2 separate regions of the Homo sapiens genome follow, and region 1 is linked to region 2. A link is a loop called in an ENCODE intact Hi-C map of the cell type or tissue named here. Cell type or tissue: heart left ventricle. All regions are shown on one strand. Links, peaks and the distances in the headings refer to the core of each region. The heading gives the core; the rest is flanking DNA.

Evidence for each region. Peaks named below come from ENCODE experiments on the same cell type or tissue, not always from the same donor. Only the 100,000 strongest peaks of a DNase experiment are listed, where the experiment ranks them.
Region 1: it touches region 2 in a loop (9-fold over the local background); 30 of 110 quality-filtered maps call a loop at or near these places.

What each region holds. Positions count from the first base shown.
Region 1 is chr10:63,763,697-63,773,206 of GRCh38, forward strand. No RefSeq gene overlaps it. Among named protein-coding and RNA genes, the nearest start is that of REEP3, 250 kb to the left of the region's middle. In heart left ventricle, for the core only: a CTCF peak has its summit at 4,036 (motif pointing left); no DNase peak of the experiment used is centred there; H3K27ac peaks cover 1,797 bases.
Region 2 is chr10:63,163,717-63,172,983 of GRCh38, forward strand. JMJD1C (jumonji domain containing 1C) reads right to left here. Exons shown (of 26, transcript NM_032776.3): 25 at 4,719-4,850; 26 at 3,509-4,418. The coding sequence ends at 4,329. Among named protein-coding and RNA genes, the nearest start is that of NRBF2, 35 kb to the left of the region's middle. In heart left ventricle, for the core only: a CTCF peak has its summit at 3,268 (motif pointing right); no DNase peak of the experiment used is centred there; H3K27ac peaks cover 470 bases.

The sequences.
Region 1 (9,510 bases), core at 876-8,875, 600 kb after region 2:
CGGACAGGAGCTGACAAGCTTTTTCTGTAAGGGCCACATAGTAAATATTTTAGGTTTTGTAGACCATATAGTCTCTGTTGCAACTACTCAACTCTGCCATTGTAGTGTGAAAGTGTCAGACAATATGTAAACAAACGGGGGTGGCTGTGGCCCAATAAAACTTTATTTACAAAAACAGGTGGTGGTGAGGTATGACCCATGGCTGTACCTTGCTGAGCCTTGGTTTAGGGAGATACTTTATTGCTATGGTAGTTTGGTGGAGCCCAGTCAAGGCAGCAATTGTAGGCTCAATGTGAGTCATCAGTTTGCTCAGCAGCTGAGTCTGAGCACATTGGTGATGGGCCCTGGAAGACATGTCTAAAACAGAAAGAAAGCACATGGTAGTTGACCTGGGATTTCCGAGTTCATCCTGGTCCAACTGCTCAGTGATTGAGGGCTGCTAGAGCTCCCAGAGCCTCAGTTTCCTCATCTTTAAAGTGGAGAATATAATTAGAATGCCCCTTATGTTTGTTGTTTATGAGAAATAGACAGCATGGAGCTTAATACGTAGTACTTAGAGCACACACTTTGTTCCTTCTCTTTCCTCCCTTCCTAAAGTCACATAGAAAGCATACATTGCTTCAATAGGTCTTCATTGAAAGATCACTGACATTTCATTCAACTTGGGAAATGTTTGAAAAAAGCCAATGCCGTGTTTTTGAAGATTCTCAGGAGCACAGAATGATGAAAAAGAGGGTGAAGGAGTGGCCTTAGAAGGATGAGGAAAATACCTTGTCTCCCTGTCTTCCCTATCTTCTTTACGTTTCTCTCCAACCGTGGCCTCTTCTCTGGACAGACTCCCTTTGAGGTATGGGCAGTTCTGAGGCATATTCACAAGCAGGAGTTCCTGTGGAGGGAACTCTAAATCAGGCCCTTGGGGTAACAGGTTGGGAATGTAAAAGTATTCAGCCCAGAATGTGATACTGTCTTTGATGCAGGGTAGGCAGGCCCCAAAGTGGAGTTTAGCCCACTGGGTTCTTGGCTTTGTCCAAGAAAGAACTCAAGGGCAAGCCAGAGGTAGAAGGAAACAGCTTTATCGAAGAGACAGTGTTACAGCTCTATGACTGCTCCTGCAGAGCAGGGCTACTGAGTAGGCAGAAAGTAGCAGCTCAGGGCAGTTTTGTAGTCATATTTATACCCACTTTTAATTGCATGCAGATTAAGGGGCAGTTTATGCAGAAATGTCTAGGGAAGATGTAGTAATCATTGGGTCCTTGCCATGGAAAGGGACGGTAACTCCCGGGTGTTGCCATAGCGACATGACACACTGGTGGGCATGATTGAAAGCTGCCTTGCCACCTCCCCCCCAACCCTGCCCTGTTTTAGCTAGTCCTCAATCTGGTCCAGTGTCTTGGCCCCACCCCTGGAGTCAATCCCACCTCCTACCTCATCTTCACATGTCTGAAGGGCTAAGCATATGAAATTGGCGAGACTTCTGCTGAATGGCCCCACAGGATGGAGGTAGGCATGGAAGCCATAAGCCATCCAAAAATGACATGGACAGCATGGGGAAGGGATGAGTTTCCTGTTGCTAGGGATAGTCAAGCAGATGGTTTCTAGGATGTTGGAGAGGGAATAAAGTCTTAATAGGAGTCAGGCTCTTATGACTCATGAATCCCTTTTGAGTTTGTGGAAGTTCAGAAGAGACAGGTCAGGGCATGAGGTGTTCCTGAAGATCAGTTACCCAAACATATCAGCAGTAGTCTACTCCTGACTGGGAACAGATTCTTCTCTACAATTGGAGAATGCCCCATTTTGGGGAAAGGTAATGATAGGTAACATTTATTGAGCTTTTCCAATGTGCCAGGAACTCATTTGTGTACTTTAAATGTTTTCTTTTTTTTTTTTTTTTTTTCTCACAATGGCTTTAAGAGGTTGGTGCTCATTGTTGTGTTCATTTTACGGATGAGTAAACTGAGGTCCAGGGAGGTTAAATACCATGCCTAAGACTGCGCAGATAATAGGCGATGCCGAGATCTGAAAATTAAATATTCAAATTCCAGAGCCCACACTGTTAATCTGAATTTTATTCAAAATTAAATAATTAGGAGAGAGAGGCCTTTTTGGCATAACATTGTGGTATATTGGTACAATTTAATAAGAAAATTGTATTTCAGGAACTAAAAGTTTGAAAATTTAATGAAGGCAAATAACCCTTTTTAGCAAAATTAAATAACGATGTGTTAGGTTCTGGCATTCAGTTTGTGGTAATCCTCTCAGAGCAAGAAGCTTTTGGTTTAGTTCTGGCTGTGACTGCCACTTACTTGCGTTATAATCTTGAATTCAGACACCTTTAGGGTCTCTACTCCTGGCCCCATTTTCTGAGGTGGCCCCACAAAGAAGTGACCCATGCTGGTGTGGACTAAGCTCTGATTTTTTTTATCTTGCCCAAATTCCTTTCTAAGGTGTCTGGGGAGTCATGCCCTACAAGCCATAAATTCTCATCAGATGGGTTTTATTTTACCCTATATATCGTGACTTACTTTCCAACCTGACTCTGGCATAACAAGGGAAAAAATAAAAATGTTTTACCCCAAAATATATTTCCTTGCCATACCTTGAAATTGCCCTGCAAAGTCTTTTGTGGGAAAAATCCACATTCTGTAGGGAATCCTCTTTCCCCTTTGTTTTCCTTCCTTCCTTTTCAGATCCAGGAGATAATCAACTAAGAGGCAGGTACCCTTTTAAGTCTGATAGGAAACATTTTTCAACCTGCTCTCTGTAAAGTCTGCTGAGAGCTTCCTCTGCACAATAAAACTTAGTCTCCACATCTTTCATCTCAACCTGAACATTTCCTTCGATCCCAGGTCTTCAGATAACCAGTTATCAACCAGAAAGAGTTTAAATTTATCTATAGCCTGGAAGCCCCCGCTTTGAGTTGCCCCACCTTTCTGAACGAAACCAATGTATTTCTTAAATGTATTTGATTGACGTCTCAGGCCTCCCTAAAATATATAAAACCAAGCTGTGCCCAGACCACCTTGGGCACGTGTTCTCAGGACCTCCTGAGGGCTGTGTCATGGCCATGGTCACTCATGTTTGGCTCAGAATAAGTCTCTTAAAATGTTTTATGAAGTTTGACTCTTCTCGTCAACACTGGTTACTGGTGTAGGGAGGAGGGGAAGAAAGGAATGTGCCTGCAAGTTCAAAAGGACTCCCAGAGCATACATGCAGCTGAGAAAGAGAAAATGTTATTTTGACAGCTGGCCTTAGGAGAAGTGGTCTTTGTTTAAGTCCTTGAGTACAGAAAGCAAGGGCTGGAAGAAATGATCTAGAAGACAGGCCTCTGGGTTAGGAGATCAGGCCGTTTGGTTTGACTCTTAAAGGATGTGGTGGCCCCTGTTGACATTCAGGTTGCACTCTTCAGTCACCCATTTCTTCACCCAGGACCAAAGCAGAGTGTACTCCTTACTTTGCTGACTTATTAGACACAATGGGCTGCATATTTGGGACTTTTCCATTTATGGTTGCTCTAGAGATGTTAATTTTAACCTGATTTTCCTTGGCTGTGAGTGCTGCAAAGCTGAAGAGGGGGTGGCAGACACTGACTTGACAGGCCTGGAAACATTTTAGTTATGTGATTCAAGAGAAAAAAAAAATACCGTAAAACCACAGAGAACACAGTTGGAGCTTCCATCACGGAAAGCACAGTCCCCAACCAACCCCTTGTTGCTAGTCCAGCTCTGCCATGTGATGTTGGGAAAGGCATTTCATCTCTCTGAGTCTTGGTTTTTCCATCTGCAAAATAAGGGTGTTTAGACTGAATGATCTCTCCAGTCAACCCTTCCTGCTGTAAATTCTATCATTCTTCAGTATTTCTTTTTCGGTATTGAGGGATTTGGTTTTTTATTCTTTTCTATTTTTACAGAAGATAACTCATACAAGGAGAAGCGTGGTGGTGACATGATCCTGGAAAAAAAATCAATGTATTTTCTGAATCTTTTTTTCCCATATAAATTCTATATTTCTGTGTGTTTCTTGCTCCCCCTTCTGTCCAAACTTTGGTTTACTCTGAATATTTTCACATTTTGAAGGTCATTGTACAGACTTGGAGCTTTACTGTTTGGAACCTTTGCCATTATTGTCATTGCTGATATTTCCTGTTTCACTTTTAAAAATTGAGTTGGAATTCACATAACTAGAAAATTAGCCATTTCAAGTGTACAATTCAGTGACATTTAGCACGTCCAGAGTATTGTGGAACTAACAGCTCTATCTAGTTCCAAAATATTTTCCTCATCCCAAAGTGAAACCCTGTACCCATTAATCAGCTACTCCCTACTCTCTTTTCCTTTCAGTTCTGGCAACCATCATTCTGGTATCTGTATTTATAGATTTATCTTTTCTGATATTTCATGTGAATGAAATCATACAAAATGTGACCTCGTGTGTCTGGTTTCCTTCACTTAGCATTGTGTTCTTGAGGTTCATCACGTTGTAGCATGTGTCAATACTTCATTCGTTTTAATGGCTAAATAATTTTCCATTTCATTATATGTGCATATCACATTGTCTATCCATTCATCTGTTGATGGATATTTGGCTTCCACCTTTGGCTATCATGAATAGTGCTGAGGTGAACATTCATATACTTGTACTTGTTTTCAATTCTTTTGGGTATATACCTAGGAGTGCAATTGCTTAGTTATATGGTAATTCTATGTTTAACTTCTTGAGAAACTGCCCAACTATTTTCCACAGTGGCTGCACCGTTTTGTATTCCCACCAATGTGTGAGAGTTCCAGTTTCTCCACATCTTTGTCAACTCTTGTGATTTTCCATTTTCTCCTTTTGCTTATAGTCATCCTAGTGGGTATGAAATGATATCTCATTGTGGTTTTGATATTTACCTTTAGGAGGTCACAGGTTATCTTTCCTACTCCCACCACCTCAGCCCAGCACAAGAGCAGATAGATACCAGGCAAATCCTTTGGTAAAATTCATTTGAACCACCAATCTGATCTTATTCCCCTGTTTTATATACCTGGGCCTTACTTTCATGCTTGTGTCAATCCTGTTCCCAGGATACAGTTCTGTGCCTTTATGTGAAAATGTCTTACTGACCTTTTGCTCATTTTATTTTTTTGAGACCAAGTCTTGATCTAATGCCCAGGCTGGGATGAAGTGGCACACTCATGGCTCACTGAAGCCTTGACCTCCCAGGCTCAAGTGATCCTTTTGCTTCAGTTCCCCAAGTAGCTGGGACTACAGGCATGTACCACCATGTCCAGCTCATTTTTGTATTCTTTATAGAGACGAGGTTTCACCATGTTGCCCAGGCTGGTCTTGAACTCTTGAGCTCAAGGAATCCGCCTGCCGCGGCCTCCCAAAGTGTTAGGATTACAGGCATAAGCCATTGTGCCCAGCCCTTTGGCTCCTTCTTAACAGATAATAGACATTTTTCTTTTTTTTCTCATATACAGAAACAGGTTATGAAATACAAGAATAAAGGGGGAAATATTTTGGTTTCAGTGAATATGCACTGTAAGACACTGATTCTTCCTTCTACGGTAGGTTCTAGATGGGGTTGTTAATTACTCTTGGTCTTGTGTGGAGTTGGTTGTGTCAACTGCATTTTCCTGGACAGGCCACACCTGAAGGGCCATGCCACCTGCTTCAGCCAGTGCTCTCTTCAGGGGACCTTGAAGCTAGTTTTTGTGTCACAGTTAAAGGGTAGTCTTTGTTCTCACTCTCCTGAGGAGCTTCTATTTCTGCAGGGGATGCATTTGGATTTCTAACTGCAGTGGTATCATCTCCAGGAAACCACACTTAGGTGGTTCATCTGGCTCAGAGAGAGGTGAACTCCAGATTTCAGTGTGACATAGTCAGCAAAATCTAGCAGGCTGGCATATGGCTGAGGCCAGCAGGGGTTAGTTGTTTTTGCCATCTAGCTGACCCTTCTTATCAAGAATTTCTTCTCTTTCCTCACACACCATTCCTCTTGCTAAGAGGTCAAGCCAAAGTCAAAATTTTGTAAGGACAGTCCAGTTTTCAAAAATTTAGGGGTGATGTTTCTCTAGCTTCTGTGAATAATAAGATTTACCCACCTTCTATTACAAAATTAAGCATCAAGGAGTTAAGAAAAAGTACCTAAAACTCAGAAATGAGACAGAAAGATTGGTAATATGTTCTTTTATGATCATATGGGAGCATAGTTTAGCAGACCTGTCCAAAGAGTTTTTAATTATCCAGGCAGGAGAATAAAGTTTGTTTAGCCCACTCATTACCATTAATTAGTTTCCAGATTTAATGAAGTTACACGTTAACATGTAGATTTTTCAAATCATTTCTATTTAGTGGAAAAAACCCCAAAGTTATGGTTTATTGCCTTGTATGTCATTAGCCAGTTTTGTATCTAACCTAGTAATCTTGCTCTAACATTGTTCCAAATACTTATGAAAACCTACATCCTCAAAATGCTCTTTGAAGAAGCTTTGTCATCTTGTTGGTTTCCTCATTAATTAATGAATTAAATAACATCCTTGACTCATGTTCATTTTATATTTGTATGAGAATCATGTTTTTAACTTTTTGAGAATTTTACTTTGACAAGGGTTTCAGATGTTTCTGGTAGACACCCAGGGAGGATGGGATTGAATCAAAGATAGCATAAATGCAGGGATTATGTCCTATGGGGACTGATGTTATCTGCTTTGCTAGACAAGATAGTCATGGATCCATTTGGTGGTTTCAGTTGAACACTGAAGGTTCCCTGGGATATTGGCCCTTACTGTAGGTCTATGATTTTATGGTATTTCGAAGCCTTGCCTTCATTTTCAATGTTAATTCTGCCCAATGTCTGATAGCTTTGGGCCTCCACCTCTGGCTTCTCTGTTCTCTTCCAGCTCTTCAGCGTCTGACGTTCACAACCCAAACGCCCAGCTGGTGAATCTATTCACTCCTGACTTCTTCTAGTCTTCCTTTCTTGTGTGAGACTTCTGTACTTACAGGTTCTACAGGCTGGATTTTTGGCGCCCCCTTCATAACCTGTTGAAACTCCTTCTTCCTGCTGCCTACCTGTGAGGCACACATCTGATCTGCCTGGAGAAGAAACTCTGGGGCAGAATTTTTCGCAAGAGCGACTAGTGGGATCTTGGGTAGACTTGGCTTTAGACTGAATTGACTCTTTCTAGTGTGTTTGAGGGCAAGTGAGCCTGTGTGCTCAATTATATCGTCTTTACTTTAAAATCCACTTCCTGTCATCAGTTCCTCAGGCTGTTTAATCTCCTGGTCACTCATCAGCACTTGAGCTATTCTTCTCTCTATCTTTATCTCTTCCCACAGTTCAAAGCAGAATGTTCTAGGAGGTGGGCTCACTTTGATAATTCTCCTTCTTCTCCTACCCATCAGAGAGCCTTCCTCCTCCAGATGAGCCTTTCCTGTCTTGGGTTGAGGAAAGATTGTTTTAATTTATCGGTCTTCATTCTTGTTTTTCTATTCCCCTCTAGTCTATAATGGCTTCTTCTCTAAGGTATCATTTTTTCCTGGTGTCTGGGATTCCATGGTAGGTGAAGGCTGAACAGCTGAGAGGCTGGCCCCACTTCTAGAGGCCCTGTTCCCTGAGGCAGGCTCAGCTTTCCCCTCTAGCCAGATACCTATGTTGGCATCCCTCTGGGAGGATACCAGTGACCCCTAATATTGTATGTTTTTGGGTCAGAGTTTACATATGTCCTGCTCTGCCCTGACCTTAGTAGGGGCTGAAGGAAGTTAGAACTTACTTCTATTTCTCAGGTTATCAGGTCCTTTTTTAATAGGCTTGTCAGAGGGAATAGAGCACTGTCTTTATGCCTCTCCAGTAGTACCACTTTTCACTCTGCTCTGGGGTGTAATCATTTTTTTTTTTTTTTTTTTGGTTAGATTGGGTCTCTCTCTGTTGCCCCAGCTGGAGTGCAGTGGCGTGATCATGGCTCACTACTCACTGCAGTCTTGAACTCCTGGCCTCAAGCAATCCTCCCATCTCAGCCTTCTGAGTAGCTGGGACTACAGCAGTATGCCACCACACCTGGCTAATTTAAAATTTTTTTAGAGACAGGGTCTTGCCGTGTTGCTCAGGCTGATCTCAAACTCTCGGCCTCAAGTGATCCTTCCACCTCAGCCTCCTAAAACCCTGGGATTATAGGCTCATGCTTGGCCTGGGGTGTGATCATTGTGAGCTTTATAGATCCCCTACAGTGCCTAGAATAGTTGCCAAGAGATGTTGCTTGATATGTGTTTGTTGAATAAATGAATGAATCAAATCAGTGGGATTCATTTTGACCCTTGGGTTCCACTTTGGTTCAGGCCCTGATTGGTCCAAATATTGTTTTTCCAAATATCTAGCTTTGCAGTCTTCATTATTTAAAATGTTATAAGAATATATATTTAAGAAATATCATGTAAAATATTGATGCTGGTATAGTGGAGACCCATTAAAACCTGGGGTCTTTCTATTTTTAAAATTCTGCAAAACATAAGTCTCATCTGTACTGAGAGAATTCCAGCTAAAACATGGCAGGTCTATGAGGCACATGTCAGTCCAGGACTGTGCTAACAATCCAGCCAGGATTTGTGGTTGGTTGTGTCAGTAGAAAGATGTCAACTGTGGAGTTTGATGTTGCTCTACATACTAACAGCAAATTAATGTTATTAAAATGTTTGGTTACTAAATACAAAAAAGACTTCCTTGCATAGACTGACTGTACACTGAGAGCCAGAGCTTTCTTTCTTGACTTAGACCTTAAAAAGATTATTTTAATTTGTAGGACTTCTTTCTTGCCTTAGACCTTAAAAAGATTATTTTAATTTGTAGGACTTCTTTCTTGCCTTTCTACTCCTCTCAATTCTTTTTTCAAGCTGTTGTTGATGCAATCTAGATTTTCCCAAATGGGACAACTTGAAACAGAAGTGAATTCATTCTTAAATGAATGTATGAGGAGAGAGAACAGCTCAGGAATGTATTTTGGTGATTAGCCATCAAGCCAGGAGAAAGGGTGGCAGTTGGCTGGAACTCACCCGTATCCAGTCTGCATTCATTTTGCATCCTTCTTTATACATATGTCACTCTCCTCTTTTAATGGAGAAAAAACCCAAGTAAACATTGTTAAGCACATTTTGGAAAAGGGTTTAGTCTTAAAATAATATTGTGCACAGTATGCATGCAAGAGAATTTGAAATTTTTGGAAGTGAAATTAGACAGGCTCAAATCCTTTGTGGACTGAAGTGATGTGTAGAAATAAGTGTAACAGAGATCAGAGTATCTCTAACTATCCTAGAGTGTGGGACATAAGAGAGAATAACCTTGGAGGGATTGAATGAATGTCATTTATGAGAAGTTTATGAAACTTTGCACCTTTTAATTTGGGAACTGACGTTTTGGAAAAGAGAAGCAAAAAGATGTCATCAAAAGAAAAGACAGAACAAAATGTGACTTATAGTATGTTAAAGAGACCTCAGTGGTTATTTTGTCCAATCTTTTTATTTCACACAAAGGAA
Region 2 (9,267 bases), core at 1-8,000:
AGCAGTCAGTTCGCATCTCATCTTATACTTCCTTCTCATTTTTTTTTTCTATTTTTTTGAGAAAGTCTTGCTCTGTCGCCCAGGCTGGAGTGCAGTGGCACGGTCTTGGCTCACTGCAACCTCTGCCTCCCAGATTCAAGCAATTCTGGTGCCTCAGTCTACAGAGTAGCTGGGACTACAGGCCTGTGCCACCAGGCCCAGCTGATTTTTATATTTTTAGTAGAGAAGGGGTTTCACCATGTTGGCCAGGCTGGTCTCAAACTTCTGGCCTCGTGATCTGCCCACCTTGGCCTCCCAAAGTGTATTTGTTTACTCATCCAGCTCTCCACATCTTTTATCATCTGCAAAATTTGGGTCAAAGACTAAGGGGTGGTGAGGTGGTGTTGGCTTCTGTACCCATAATGCCCTTCCTCTCAAAGTGGAGTCCATTTGACCCACCCATACAACACAGGTCCTTGGTATACCCTCCGCTGGCCCCAGGGCTGAGGTCTTTTTCACAGACAAGACACAGAAGGACAATCCTGTTTTAGCTATAGCCAGTTGTGAAAACCTCCCCAGCCAAGAAAGGGAACTAACTTACAAGGCATGCAGCCAGTGACCTGGAGCCTGCCAACATTTCATTGTCACTTAAAAGTCAATTAATTGTCATTAAAAGAACCAGGCTGATTACTGTGGGAGCCAAAGTACTTCACATACTACTCACATTTGCTATATTTTTATACGGTTTCAAAGCATATCTATCTAGGTTTACATAGTAATTGCATAACCAGGCCATGTCATAACTTTTGCAGTTGGAAAGGTCTGAGTCTGCATCCTGGTGACAGGCCTGGCAGCATACATAACCTTGTGTCTTGGCCAACTTGTTATCCCAATTCATACTGAATACTGTATTGAATACAGAATGATAACTAGCTGGGCGTGGTGTCCCACGCTTGTAATCCCAGCACTCTGGATGGCCAAGGTGGGCGGATCACCTGAGGTCAGGAGTTCAAGACCAGCCTTGGCCAACATGGTGAAACCCTATCCCCACTAAAAATACAAAAATTAGCTGGGCATGGTGGTGTGGGCCTGTAACTTCACCTACTTGGGAGGCTGAGGCAGGAGAATCACTTGAATCTGGGAGGCAGAGGTTGCAGGGAGCCGAGATGGTGCCACTGCACTCCAGCCTGGATGACAACAGCAAATTAGCAAACTCCGTATCAAAAACAAAAACAAAAACAAAAAACAAAAAAACCATTATATAGAATAACTAAATCACTTTTTCCTCTCCCATGGCTGACTGCTGATCTCATTTGTGAGAGCATCTTTAATAGGCTGGCATCTAGAAACAGAACATGTTGTATCAATCTATCTATGGTATACATGCACAGAGCAAAGTAAAGGTATGACAGCACTTTTCTGAAGCTTATTAATTTTACCCAGATGTTATTAAATCCATAACCCATCTACCAAGAAGGGAAGTGACAGAAAACCAGACACTGATTCGTCTGGGTATTACAGTCCCCAGATGCATGGCAGAAATGAATTTGAATGCACGTATTGATTATTCATGAAAAATCCATATTCCAGTAAAAACATTATCAATTAGGGCCAGGTGTGGTGGCTTACACTTGTAATCCCAGCACTTTGGGAGGCTGAGGTGGGAAGATCACTTGAGCTCAGGAGAGACCAGCCTTGGTAACGTAGTGAGAGAGACCTCATCTCTTCTAAATAAATAAATAAATAAATAAATAAAATAAATAAATAAATAACATTTTAAAAATCACGCCTCTAATCCCAGCACTTTGAGAGGCTGAGACTGGCAGATCATCAGGTAAGGAGTTCGAGACCAGCCTCGCCAACGTAGTGAAACCCCATCATCTCTATGAAAAATAGAAAAATTAGCCAAGTGTGGTGGCATGCACCTGTAGTCCCAGCTACTCCGGAGTCTGAGGCAGGAGAATCACTTGAACCTGGGAGGCGGAAGTTGCAGTGAGCCAAGATCACGCCATTGCACTCCAGCCTGGGTGACAGAGTGAAACTCAGTCTCCAAAAGAAAAAAAAATTAGCTGAGCACAGTGATGCGTGCCTATAGTCCCAGCTACTCGGGAGGTTGAGGCAGGAGGATCACCTGAGCCCAGGAGTTCAAGGCTACAGTGAGCTATGATTGCACCACTGCACTGCAGCCTGGGCAACAGAGCGAGAGTGTCTCAAAAAACATTATACACTAGAATGGGAAAGAACTAAAGTAAAGTATTCACCACGACTTTCCCTTTATAAAGGCTCTTTGTTGTTTCTCAAATTATTGTACACATTTAAGATAACACCATACCACCGTCTGGAGGGAGCTGACATACTCAGACATACTCCTGAGGCGCATCAGACCCAACCAAAAGGATGGAGAGAAAAAGGCCAGAGGAACTGCTCCAGTGATTAGGGAGTAATCAGCAATCAATCAACTCCCCAGCCTTCCAAAAAGCTTACAAATGTCATTAAGGATGTAAGCATTATGGTCCTCTCTCTTCACCCCAGATTTACAAGGAATTAATTAGGTCAGCAGCATGGAATTCAGACTATGGATACAATATTCTTCAGACTACGGATAGAATACTGTCATTAAGGTGGGTTTGCACTGAAACAAGCCACATTACCTGGCTTTATCTTCGTTAGCTTCAGCTATTCAGAATAAGTTGTAAATATGGTTAAAAGGTGGCTCATGCAAGAGCAAGAGAAGCAAAAGGTTTTGAGGAAAAACAATCACCACAGACTTTGGGATCCTGGCAGGCTTTAGGGGACCAGCAGGTGGTACTCTACTCCAGAATTAACACCTTGGCTTTCACTTAATTTTACATCAAAATTAAATCAGATGGAACATATGAAAGCATTAGACAAAAGCCACTTTATCAGCTGAGGCACATTTGGAAAAATGGTATTTAAAAAAGTCAAAAGCTCACCAAAGAAGGTTCACAAAATCATCTGAAATATTCCTCAGGCCAATTTTTCTTTCTAGCCAAGTAGTCATTATCCATCCCATGATAAGTATAGGTAATTAATGTGAAATGCCACATGTAGGTAATTCACATGAAATGTAATTGCTCACATTCCTGGCTGAACCTTGCCTGAAGTGGAGGGTGTTGTAACAGATTACATGGAGCTAAACGATGGTGACATAAGGAAAAACAGTATAAACTAAGCAACTTGCAAGGTGTCACAACTTGGACTCCCACTTTTTTCTTTTAAGCTGAATGCTTTCAGTTGAGAAGAAAGGCTATCCTCTCAATATCCTGCAGGTGTCAGTGGAGAGCTACATCTTTCCAGTAACTTAAAGGGTTGGGAATATGTCAGCCTTAACCAACCGACAATAGCAGCCAGCTATTAAAACCAAGACTTCAAATTAATTAAAATAACTTTCTAAGGTCATACAGTAAGTGGCAGAACTCATATTTATACCCAGGATGACTGACTTCGGGCTCTTCTCTGCCCCCAGTGTCATGCTTGTCAACAGAGGGAGTACTCTGGAAAAAGTCAATTTTTGATAAAGTCCTTTTAATGGAAAATGTAAAACCCCTTTCAACTTTAATGTACAAAGCCATATGTAACACTTGCACTTTAACAAAAGCAAGCCAATGTTTTAAAAAAATACATCATTAAATGTATATATGTATATATTTACATAGCATATTAAGTTTAATATTTAGCTTTAAAAGTTCACATAAATTTTACCAAAATGAGACAATTTTAAATAAATTACACCTTTTGAAAATGTTTAATTGTACAGTCAATAGCTTCAACAAAATATTGAAGTGTCTGTATTTAGTATCTACTTTATATACTTTATACTTTACAAATTTTACAATTATTTGGCAGTAATTTTCTGATTATGACATGACTGCTGTGCGATTCAGCAATTTCCCAGATGCAGGCAATAGCTGGTGTTTGTGTCCTATTCTCACAGTAACTGTCTCAATGTAGTGAAAAATATCAGTAATTTTAGTAAACTGTACAAGGTCACATTTACACTTGATCAACAATATAGCATAGAATTTTTTATTTTTTACCAAAAATAAATACATCATTTTAAATCTGGCATTTTCACAAACATCATATACACTATAATACAAAACAGCTATATAGTGCTGCTTTTAAAATTCTGCTTGTTTTATAACATTGAATCACAGGAGCTGTGACATATGCTATACTGCTGTGGTGTCAGTAACAAGTAATTACTACAAAGAGAATTTCTTGGCACTGATGGTTTTATGAAGCTTAAAGTCAGTGTGCATACATATCATCATTCAAGGTTAAGTAATCCCAGTTCAACAACCTAAAAATATCAAACTGGATCACACTTAATTTTCTTCCATATCCTCTACTTCATCCTCGTGTATCTTCAAGGCTCTCACCATTTCTTTGACTGCATGATACAAAATATTTTTAACCTGAAAGAGATGTTGATATTTCTAATCACTTCAGTTCGACAGAAATTAATTAAAAAATGACAACTTCCAGATTTAAAAAAATAATAGGGAACTAGGAAAGCCAAATATAAGAAAAATGTTTGAAAGTGTTAAGCCAAAAGGGACACTATAAATCATACAATTAAATACATGTTGGTGTTAATCTTTGGTTGTCACCCTAATGTGACCAACTAGGCAATGACTGCCTAAGCTGTTATACATGTATCATATTTCTGAATATAAAAAGCCTGAAGAACAGGACCTAGAACACCCAACTCTTACCTGTAGTTTATCATCATAATTGATTTCTTCCTTCAAAAGTCTCAGTTCCTGTGTTAAATGAAATGACTCTACAAGATGTTCTGGAGACACAAAATCTTCAGTTACCTGAATACAGCTGTGAAAATTCTGAACCTATCCCCAAAAGAAAAACCGTGAAATACAAGTTTTAGGAGGTGGAGCAAAGAAAAGCCAAGTTATTTAAAACCAATAAACACAAGAGACAATTCTGCTGGAGAATTTACTTTCTCCAAAACATCAAATGGATTTTAAAGCAGAAGACCACATTTTATGAGAAAGTTATGTCACTGAAAAGCTTCATGTAAAGTGACTTTGTAAATGGAATATTTTTAAATGATAAAAAGAAAATAACTTTTCCAGGAATCCTTTGGAGAGGCTGATAACCAGATATTAAATTATCAATTTTGCCAAAGTGGACTTTTAAAAAATGTGTTACTTTTAAAAACTAACTTGAAAGAATTTATGAGGCAATCTATCTGAGTATGTTTATTGTTGCTCCATTGGCTTTCAGGATTTTGGTCATTTCACTGTTAACTCTTACATCAGAGAATAAAGAAAAGAAAATGAAACTTTGTTAGGAACTGGGATGGAAAATGTAGTCCCAGACAGATCTACTGACCTCGACTGAGTTTCAGAAATATCCCAGGATTTTGGTTATTCATGCCTTTCTTTTGTGACTTTCTTTCAAATTAGCCAATTAAAGATACCCCTTCAATCACCGGTGACATCAGTACAACAGTTTTTCAACAGTTTTCTCTCTCCTGACCAAACAGTTTTCCCAAGAAGCCAGTCAATAGTCTTATCTGTTATTTGTTCAGCATTTACAAACTGACTTTGCACTTGACTATTAGAGCTGCTTTCTATTAATGCCAGTAAAACAACAGAGGAAGGCCCAAGCTGATCCAATCTGGGATTTGTGGTGTTTCTAGATTGTCTTCTAGTGATATTAAAAAACATCATAAAAATTCCTGGGAAAGGAGAAATAATTGAAAAACTAAGCATTTAAAGTTACTCTAAGTATGCAAAATAAATTTAATTGGGAGGAGTGAGATGAAAGAGATAGTAAGTGGGAAATGGAGACTGTGGGGAAAAAAAATCTAATTGATGATAGGGTGATGGAATTCCAGAGGGGCTAGAATTCCTCCTCTGGGCATAATGACCACCTGAACAGCTGCTGAAGTCTGCAGAGTTCTTTAACTCAAGCACTGTGCCTCTATTGATAACTTGGTAGCATAGTAAAGTAAACATTCTCTTTCTTTAATCATTAGGCTGTTGGTTCCTCTGGAGGATGAACATAGTGGATGCCTCACATTTTCAGCATTTCTGTACAGTCTCACTGGCTCTTCATAATGTGTCTGTAGAACAGATGCTCTATTTCACAGAGCAGGAAACTATGGATGAGATGTTCAGCGCCTGTCCCAAGACAAATCAGCCAATAAATGGCAAGTCAACAGGAGCCCAACTCCTGCGGTGTCTTGTCTAACAGATGCTTTACAGTCCTGCTTATTAACTCTCATACCAGCATACAGAGTCTCCAAATGCCCTCTCTCCTTATGTCTTTCATTTATCTGAACTTAAGGAGAGTAAGTCTTTCCAAAGTTTTAGCATGAAAGAACTTTTGGTATATCTAGCTCTAGCATGTCCTAAAATCATTTGTAGCTCCAAAATGTATACTTGGTTCTTTTTTTATATAATTTATTGATATTCTCACTTTGTTCATCCATCGTTTTCCTGATTTCTGCTGGCTCTTTGAGCATATTTAAGACAGTTGTCTAGTAGTAAGTCCAATGTCTGGGCTTCCCGGGGAAGGTTTTTGCCAATTTATTTTCTCCCTTTGAATGGGCCATACTTTCCTCTTTCTGTGTATGCCTTATACCTTTCTGTTGAAAACTGGGCATCTGAACATTACAATGGGTAATCATATTCTCTCCCTGCCTCAGGGTTTGCTGTTGTTGATTCCTGAGGGCTCCAGTCATCCATTTGTTTAGTGACTTTTCCAAACTGTTTTTGCAAAGGCAGTATTCCTTGTTGGGTGTGGTCACTGAAGTCTCTGTTCCACTATCTCACTGGTCAGCCAGTTACCTAACAGAGATTTCCTTAAATGCCAAAAATCAGCTGCCCTTTTCTTCATTAAGCAGTCTCTTGGTTGCTGTTGTAAGTTTTCAATTAGATTCCAGAGTTCTGAAAAAGTTCATTCTGTCAGTCTTTGCCAGCTTATGGTTGTTTTAAAATGACTTTTAGAACAGTAACCTTTATTAGTGCTTACAAGATGCTATTAGGTTTCCTAATGACCCCTACCTGATATATTTTGGATAAAGGCTTGAGGGTTACTTTGAAGAGCCAAGGTTCAGTTTTAAAGCAGAACACAACTCAGCTTCTCATTCTGATTATCCCTTTTCTTTGCCACATTTGACTCATTTATATTTCACTTCCTTGACATTGTCTTATTCATACTTGCCTAAAAGCATCAGTTATAATTATAAATAGGTAATGTTAAGAAAATATAATTTGTATTCATAGTAGGAAGGTTATTATATTGACACTGTGATTGCTATTTACTCAGTTATTTGTGAGAACTTAGTGTGGAAAGATTTTGCCAAGAAGTCCTTTTGGTCATATAAATACAGAGAATTACAACTTTACAATTTTCTAAACTCATGATAAATGACCAAACACAATCAAAGTTAGTATTTTTCGACAAATTTTACTAAAGATTATGTGTTAACTTAAAAAAAAAACAACTGTTGCTGTTTTTAAGTAAAGGCCACTCTAAACCTCAGAATACTACAGCTGAGACAAAAATCCTGGAGGTCAGGGTCATTGCTCTGTGGAGGGATGTACAGGAGTTTCACAGACTGAGTCCCAGTTACCAAGGTAAGATTTGTAAGTCTCCAATTCTAGAATAGTTCTTAGCATATAAAGAGGGCTGTGGCTATGCTGCTTTCCCTCAGCTTGCTAAGATTATATATCTCAGCTTCCTTGAACAGACAGCCCACTCTTCTCAGTTTGGCTCTGGCAATGGTCATTGCTGACGGGCCAAAGAACAGAATGTTGTTTCTTCCCTAGCACTGCTGGCCCTTGTCATGCAGAATCACTTGGTTGAAAATTTTTTGATAGGTGCCTTGGGTTTGCATGAGATTCCTATTTGTGTGGTTTCCAAAGTGTGGTCCCTGAACAGTAAAATCAGCATTTCCTGGAAACTTGTCAGAAATCTATAGTTTCAGGTCCCTCCCCAGACCCATTGAAATCAGAAACTCTGGTGGTGGGGTACAGCAATCTGCTTTATCAAGCCCTCCATGAAATTCTAACATATGCTGAAGTGTCAGAATACTGATTTAGAGTCTGATTATTCTGAGGGCCACCTATAGCCTACTGGAAGTGTTGAAGTCATTAACAGTTTTCAGAACTTCTAAGACCTAAACAGGTTGTAAGTAATAATGCATCTCAAATCCAGGTTAATATTGTAAACACTTATTACTTCCCTTGAATTTTCTCTTAAAACTGCATTGCCACCAATTGTGAATTACGGACAACATCCTTTCAACAGAGTATAAAGAGCTGTGTTGTTGTCATTACACCCCACAGGAGAGGAAAGGTAGCAATTCCCTTTTGTACAGCTGGCAATTTCTGTGCCAAAATATGTAGCAAAGAAGTTAGATCTTGTTTTGGATCACTCAGCAATTTAGTGGCAGAGCTCAGAATATAATTTGTCAGTCTAGGTCATATATGCTGCCTTGGTGTATTTAGATATAACATTTTTTATAGATGTAATCTTGTTTCTATAATCTATGTGAATTTTCTAACTATCTCAAAGAAAATGTGTATAGACATAAAGTGGATTCCAACCTAAGTAAACTTTTGGAAGTAGCCAGAGAAAGCACATATAGGAAGAAGTAAACATTTACATGTTTTACAAAAAGCCCAATACATATAAATTATAGAAAGCCATAAATTTGTTTTCCTCTACCCTTGTGCAAAAACATGTTGTTACTGAGAACGTATTTTCTGGCCTTCAGAATAGAGACTTATTAATAATACAAACATTAAGTGCATTATTCTAGGCATGGGAAGAGAGCAATGGAAAAGATAAATCTCTTACTTCATCATGCTTACGTTCCAGTGGGGGTTAAAAGACAAGCAAAGTGAGTAAATTATAAAGCATATTTTAAGGTGACAACTGAAATGGAGGAAAATAAAGCAGGAAAGACGACAGAAAGTTGGGGGACACAATTTACAGCTTTAAACTAGACCTCACCAAGAAGGTGAAATTTGAATGAAGCCTAAAAAAGTGTAAAGAAGCAAGTCTTACAGATACCTGACAGAAAAACGATTCCAAGCAAAAAAGATTAAGAAGCACAAAAACCCTGGGGGAGGGGGGAAACATACTTGGTGTGTGTGAAAGAAGCAAAGAGGGCAGGATGGCTAGAGAGGAACTAGGAGAGCCATACGAGATGAAGGCAGTGAGACAGAGGGGGAAGTGTGGATATGTAAACCAACCTAACTTTTTAACAAGGTCACTTTGAGCCTACTA